Regions from separate parts of the Homo sapiens genome. Here region 1 is linked to region 2. A link is a loop called in an ENCODE intact Hi-C map of the cell type or tissue named here. Cell type or tissue: endothelial cell of umbilical vein. All regions are shown on one strand. Each heading gives the region's core, and the rest is flanking DNA. Links, peaks and the distances in the headings are about the cores only. Region 1 overlaps WBP1L (WW domain binding protein 1 like). Region 2 holds the start of BORCS7 (BLOC-1 related complex subunit 7).

The links. Peaks named below come from ENCODE experiments on the same cell type or tissue, not always from the same donor. Only the 100,000 strongest peaks of a DNase experiment are listed, where the experiment ranks them.
Region 1: a loop joins it to region 2, with 4 times the contacts of the local background. A loop is called at or near these places in 1 of 110 quality-filtered maps.

The regions. Positions count from the first base shown.
Region 1 is chr10:102,774,683-102,777,590 of GRCh38, forward strand. All of the region lies in intron 1 of WBP1L (WW domain binding protein 1 like), which reads left to right. Among named protein-coding and RNA genes, the nearest start is that of WBP1L, 32 kb to the left of the region's middle. RefSeq lists enhancers at 394-925, 1,458-1,989, 1,990-2,521. In endothelial cell of umbilical vein, for the core only: no CTCF peak of the experiment used is centred there; DNase peaks (open chromatin) are centred at 1,429 and 2,499; H3K4me3 peaks cover 1,402 bases; H3K27ac peaks cover 2,500 bases.
Region 2 is chr10:102,853,186-102,856,052 of GRCh38, forward strand. It overlaps BORCS7 (BLOC-1 related complex subunit 7), which reads left to right and starts at 1,074. Exons shown (of 5, transcript NM_001136200.2): 1 at 1,074-1,242. The coding sequence starts at 1,102. It overlaps BORCS7-ASMT (BORCS7-ASMT readthrough (NMD candidate)), which reads left to right and starts at 1,025. Exons shown (of 15, transcript NR_037644.1): 1 at 1,025-1,242. RefSeq lists enhancers at 594-1,107, 1,090-1,149, 1,108-1,620, 1,220-1,409, 2,417-2,867. In endothelial cell of umbilical vein, for the core only: no CTCF peak of the experiment used is centred there; DNase peaks (open chromatin) are centred at 1,096 and 1,326; H3K4me3 peaks cover 959 bases; H3K27ac peaks cover 837 bases.

The DNA of each region.
Region 1 (2,908 bases), core at 185-2,684, 79 kb before region 2:
TCTGACTTACATGGATCATGCCCAGCACAGTGCCACTACCATGGAGGCCTTGGATAAGTATCATGAAAGAAAATTGTTGCAGAAAATGAAAGGAAAGATGAAATATACTTGCTTTGAGTCCTGGACAGTGTAATTAATTTGTAGCTGAGGAAGTTATTGAAAAGTAACTTTTTGTAATCCCAGCACTTTAGGAGGCTAAGGTGGGCAGATCACTTGAGCCCAGGAGTTCAAGACCAGCCTGGGCAACATGGCGAAACCCCATCTCTACACAAAAAAACAAAAATTAGCTGCGCATGGTAGCACGTGCCTGTGGTACCAGCTCCTTGGGAGGCTGAGGTGGGAGGATCGCTTGAGCTCGGAAGGCAGAGGTTGCAGTGAGCCAAGATCATCACACCACTGTACTCCAGCCTGGGTAACAGAGTGAGACCCTATCTCAAAAAAAAAAAAAAAAAAAAAAAAGTAACTTTCGATTTATAAAGCTCCTCTGAAGATTGTTCTCCTTGAGTCATTTCTGGAAATCCGAACCCAAACATGGACCTTTTGTGCTGTGCAAGTGTTGTCTTTGGTAGAGGATTCAGGCCGAGGGAGAGCTGCTGTGACCTCCTGTTTCAGGGAGGGTAGCCAGAAGGGATTTGGCTTACACCACCGACTAGGGAAAGTCAGAGCAGGACACCATCCCCAGGGCCCTTGCTTGTGCAAAGCTTGCGTTAGAGAACTCTTGTCTCCCTGAGCTGAACTTAGTGAAGAAAGCACGACAAACCTAAGGCGGTGAACTTTTCTGAACCAAGAGTTGGTTTAAATATAGATGATCTGCCTTTCTGGCAACTTGGAGGCTGCGGTGGGACTTGTTGTACCTTTTATAAGACAAGTGAGGAAAGATGTTGGCACCTGTACTTGCGCAGTTTGTTTATGAAATATAAACTCTCCGGTGGAAGCGAGGGCTCGAAAGGTCAGTGTCCAAGGTAGCGTGTCGTACCTTAGCTGGGGAAAAGGTGCCTCTCCAAGCCCCCGCTGCGAATTGCCTCATTCCCTAGAGAAAGTTGGGACAGCCAGGCTTCATGTCCTATTATTTACTGAGCACCGACTCTGGCAGGGGTGGGGGTGGAAAAGTTTCTGTGAAACTGACAGACACTGGACTTGATTTTCTTTCCCAGGGAGGAGAAACAATACTCTAGGAGCTACAAAGTCAGTCCTTATTCAGAGCAGTGTTCCTGTTTTCAGCTTTAGAGACTTGATTTATGTACCCCCCAGCCTGCTTAGAGCCAAGGGGTTGCAGCAGCCTGCTCCCATCTGCAGCCCCCACCATCCTCCCACAGTGGGCTCTGGCTCTAGGTGGGTCCAGGGCTGGGCATCGCGGGTCTGCAGCACATCCTCCTCAGTATTCCAGTGCAGCTGTCTGAAGTTTTTTCTGCTGCGCCTGAACTGATGTCATTTCCCCCTTGGCAGACAGCTTCGGCTTTGCTGCGTCTGAGATATGTCACGAGAAGGTGGGGGTGGGCCAGAGCCAGGCAGGGGGAGTAGCGAGGAGAGCAGGAGACAGTGTGCCTGCTCGGTCCCAGGACTCTGTTTACTTTGTCTGCTTTGCTAAAGAAGGCCGGTGAACCAGGACCACCGCACACACAGGCCCACCAGGGGCAATGCTCATTCCAAGACCTTAACTTTTAAGAGCCCTTTGTTCCAACGTTAGTGTGGACGATGCTCTTGCAGGATGCCTTTCCTTTTGGGTCTTAGACAGGTAATTGTTTCTGCACGGATCGGGTTTGGAAGGGAAGAAGGGGTGGGAGCTTGTTTATTGTACTACTGCTTTGGGTGGAGGGAATATTTTAGCAAATGCCTCTCAGTTAGACCAGGCCAGCTCCCACACAGAACTTTCCAGTCTCCCTTCTTGTTTGCTAGTTGCTCCTTACTTTCAGAGCCACCGTGTTCTTAACCCTCTACGTCCCCGAGGTTTCTCTAGGGCTGACCAGTTCTGATTTTCCATCAGACACTGTAAAACTGCTTTGGAAACTTCACGGAGAAACAGCTGAAGAATGGGGCTGGGGAAGGGGAGAGGCAGAGTGCGATTCTTGCTCCAAACCCCTTTTATTCCTTCTCCATTTTGATTTGGCTAGTTAGTGGAGATTTCCTCACAGTCCTCTGGTTCTGAAGGGACTCTGTGTTGGGGGTGGGGTGAGGGCTCCGTTCTTCTTTTAAAGGAAAGGCTTTCTTCCTTTCAAGCATGTGCCTGGGGCTGTGCAGCTGAGGGACGTTCCCGACGCCTCAGGGGAAGGGGTGTGGAATTGACCCCATTTTGGCCTTACTGACCAGTTTTTCAAAAAGACCCCTGTGGCAGAGACTTGATTGCTCGGTGAGCCGCCCTTTGAAGTGGGAGCACTGCATTCATTCCAGCCGGTAAAGCAGTGTGGAATGAGAGAACAGTAGCAAGCCACCAACTGCTGTCTGCTGAGAACACAGCTGTTGCCAACTATTTGTTCCAGGGCTTCTGAGAGTCAGACACCCCCACCCCCTCTTCGTCTGAGAGGCATGTCTGTATCGGAATGTGTAACTGTAACCAGCAGCTGCTGGCCATAAGGGGTGGGGAGGGAGCACACACCCTCTGCTGCCTGTTCCTGGGTGAGGAAAAGCCACAGATGAGCTCACAGCAGAAGCCCTAGAGGGGAGCTGCTAGGGACCACTGGTTGCCCTCACTCTGAGAAAAGTGCTAGGTGGACAACTCTCCCTTGAGTTGCCTACAGTTCTGTTCAAAGGAAGCTCCTCTGAAAAGCCCCAAACATTCCATTACAGCTCTTGTTATCTTCAGAGTGTTGCGTTGACACAGCTGATGGGCAGAGAGGTGACCACTCTGAACATCCCTTCTGCCCCCACAAGAAAGGCTGTCCTTTTTTTTTTTTTTTTTTTTTTTTTTGAG
Region 2 (2,867 bases), core at 368-2,867:
GCCTGGTGGCAAGCACCTGTAATCCCAGCTACTTGGGAGGCTGAGGCAGGAGAATCACTTGAACTCAGGAGGCGGATGTTGCAGTGAGCTGAGATCGAGCCACTGCACTCCAGCCTGGGCAACAAAGCGAGACTCCATCTCAAAAAAAAAATAAAATAAAATAAAATTAAATAAAATGAGACAAGTTATCGCTATGTTGCCCAGGCTGCTGATACTGAACTCCTGGCCTTGAGTGACCCTTCTGCCTCGGCCTCCCAAAGTGCTGGGACTACAGGTGTGTCACCATATGGATAGGTTGGCCTTGAACTCCTGACCTCAAGTGATCCACCTTGGCCTTTCAAAGTGTTGGGATTACAGGCGTGAGCCACCACGCCTGGCCCCTTGTCTCAATTAATCAAAAAAAGGCCTAGGCAACAGAACAAGACTCTGGGGAAAAAAAAATATATATGTATATATATATGTGTATATATATGTATATATATGTATATATGTGTATATATGTGTATATATATGTGTATATATATATATGTGTATATATATATGAATGGAATGATATTCTCATAACCCCTTGGAAACATTATTACTTCTGTTTAACAGATGAGGAATATAAGACAGAAGCTGAGTAATTTGCAGCCACACACTGCTAAATGGTAGCATTGGGACTGTAATCCGGGCCTTCTGATTCTTTTTAATTATTTGTATTAATTTTAATTTTATTTTATTTTTAAAGAGATGGAGTTTCGCTATGTTGCCCAGGGTGGTCTGGAACTCTCAGGCTCAGGTGATCCTCCTGCCTGGGTCTCCCAAAGGGCTGGGATTTCAGGCGTGCGCCGCCATGCCCTGCCGCAGGCTTTCCGATTCTGAACCATAGAGTCAATGAAACTGTCCTCCATCCCCTCCAGAGATGTTTGCCTGGACCCTGTTTTCCTCAGGATATCAATGAATAGTTCATGAGTTTAGTGAGCAAAGGTCAACCTCCATCAGGCGCATGCGTCCCTTCCTTTTCCCATGGAGGAAGAGACGCCTCTTTTCCTTCCGCTTTGCTTGTCTTTTGGCCCCGGCGACTCACCATCGTCAGTGCGCAACCGTTCGCTAACTGAAATGATGGCGACTGGAACGCCAGAGTCTCAAGCGCGGTTCGGTCAGTCCGTGAAGGGGCTTCTCACGGAGAAGGTGACCACCTGTGGTACTGACGTAATCGCGCTCACCAAGCAGGTGCTGAAAGGCTCCCGGAGCTCCGAGGTGAGCTGGAAGTGGACTCTCCCGGCCTGATAGTCCGGGGAGTCGCAGTCTTTCGTTGCTGTGGGAAGGAGGTCGCGTTGCATCTTGGGAATTGTAGGCTGTGAAGTACTTGCTATGAGTAGGTCTTCTTCGCGGAGGCGCGTGTTGCATTCTGGGGTGTGCAGTCTCTTTGGTTAGGGACAGTGTGTGAGGGTTGGGGGAAGAAGCGATGCCATGGGAACCTGTGCTTTAAAACAGCTCTTTGGGAGGCCGAGGCGGGCGGATCACCTGAGGTCGGGAGTTCGAAACTAGCCTGACAATCATGGAGAAACCCCCGTCTCTACTAAAAAATAATAATTAAAAAAATATATAGCCGAGCGTGGTGGCACATGCCTGTAATCCCAGTTACTTGGGAGGCTGAGGCAGGAGAATTGCTTGAACCTGGGAGGCGAATTATATATATAAGTATTATATATTACGTATTATATAATATATATACGTATATATTATATATAATGTGTATGTATATATTACATATATAATATACATATATATTATATATAATATATGTAATATATATTATATATATTTTCAACTAGAGGTGTTTATAGTTAACCACCTGTAAATATTCAACATATTCATCATAATAAACGTACATTTATTTAGCATTTTATATATGCTAGACACTGTTGTCTTTTATGGAGTTTAATTCATGAAGTCTTTAGAATGACTAATTGAAGGAAGTACTTTTCCTTTTTTTTTTTTTTTTTTGAGACGGAGTCTAGCTCTGTCGCCAGGCTGGAGTGTAGTGGTGTGATCTTGGCTCACTGCAACTTCCGCCTCCTGGGTTCAAGTGATTCTCCCGCCTCAGCCTCCTGAGTAGCTGGGATTACAGGCACGCACCACCACACCTGGCTATTTTTGTATTCTTAGTAGAGATGAGGTTTCACCATGTTGGCCAGGCTGGTCTCGAACTCTTGACCTCATGATCTGCCTGCATCAGCCTTCCAAAGTGCTGGGATTACAGGCGTGAGCCACCGCTCCTGGCAGCATTGCTTCTTGAGCAGTCTCCACATAGCTATTTTGTTTGATTAGCTGAGAATTTCATGTGTAAAAAACTCATTCCACAGTATTCATTTAACAAATACTTATTGGGTGTCTGCTATGTGCCAGGAACTGCTCTAGGTACACGGAATAAACAAAACTAAATCCCTCTACTTGGGAAGTTTACATTTTAGTGAAGAGACAGACGATAAACAAGTGAAACAGAAAAAAATCAGGTGGTGGTAAATCCTGTGAAGCAAAATTAATCTGGGAATAGAGAGTGATGAAAGGGTTAATCTTTGTTTGTTTGTTTGTTTTGAGACAGAGGAGGAGTCCCACTAGCTCTGTCACCCAGGCTAAAGTGCAGTGGCCCGATCTCGGGCTCACTGCAACCTCTGCCTCCTGGGTTCAAGCGATTCTCCTGCCTCAGCCTCCTGAGTAGCTGGGATTATAGGCGCCTGCCACCACACCCAGCTAATTTTTGTGTTTTTAGTAGAGATGGGGTTTCACCATGTTGGCCAGGCTGGTCTCAAACTCCTGACCTCAAGTGATCCTTCCCGCTTTGGCCCCCTAAAGTGCTGGGATTACAGGCATGAGCCACC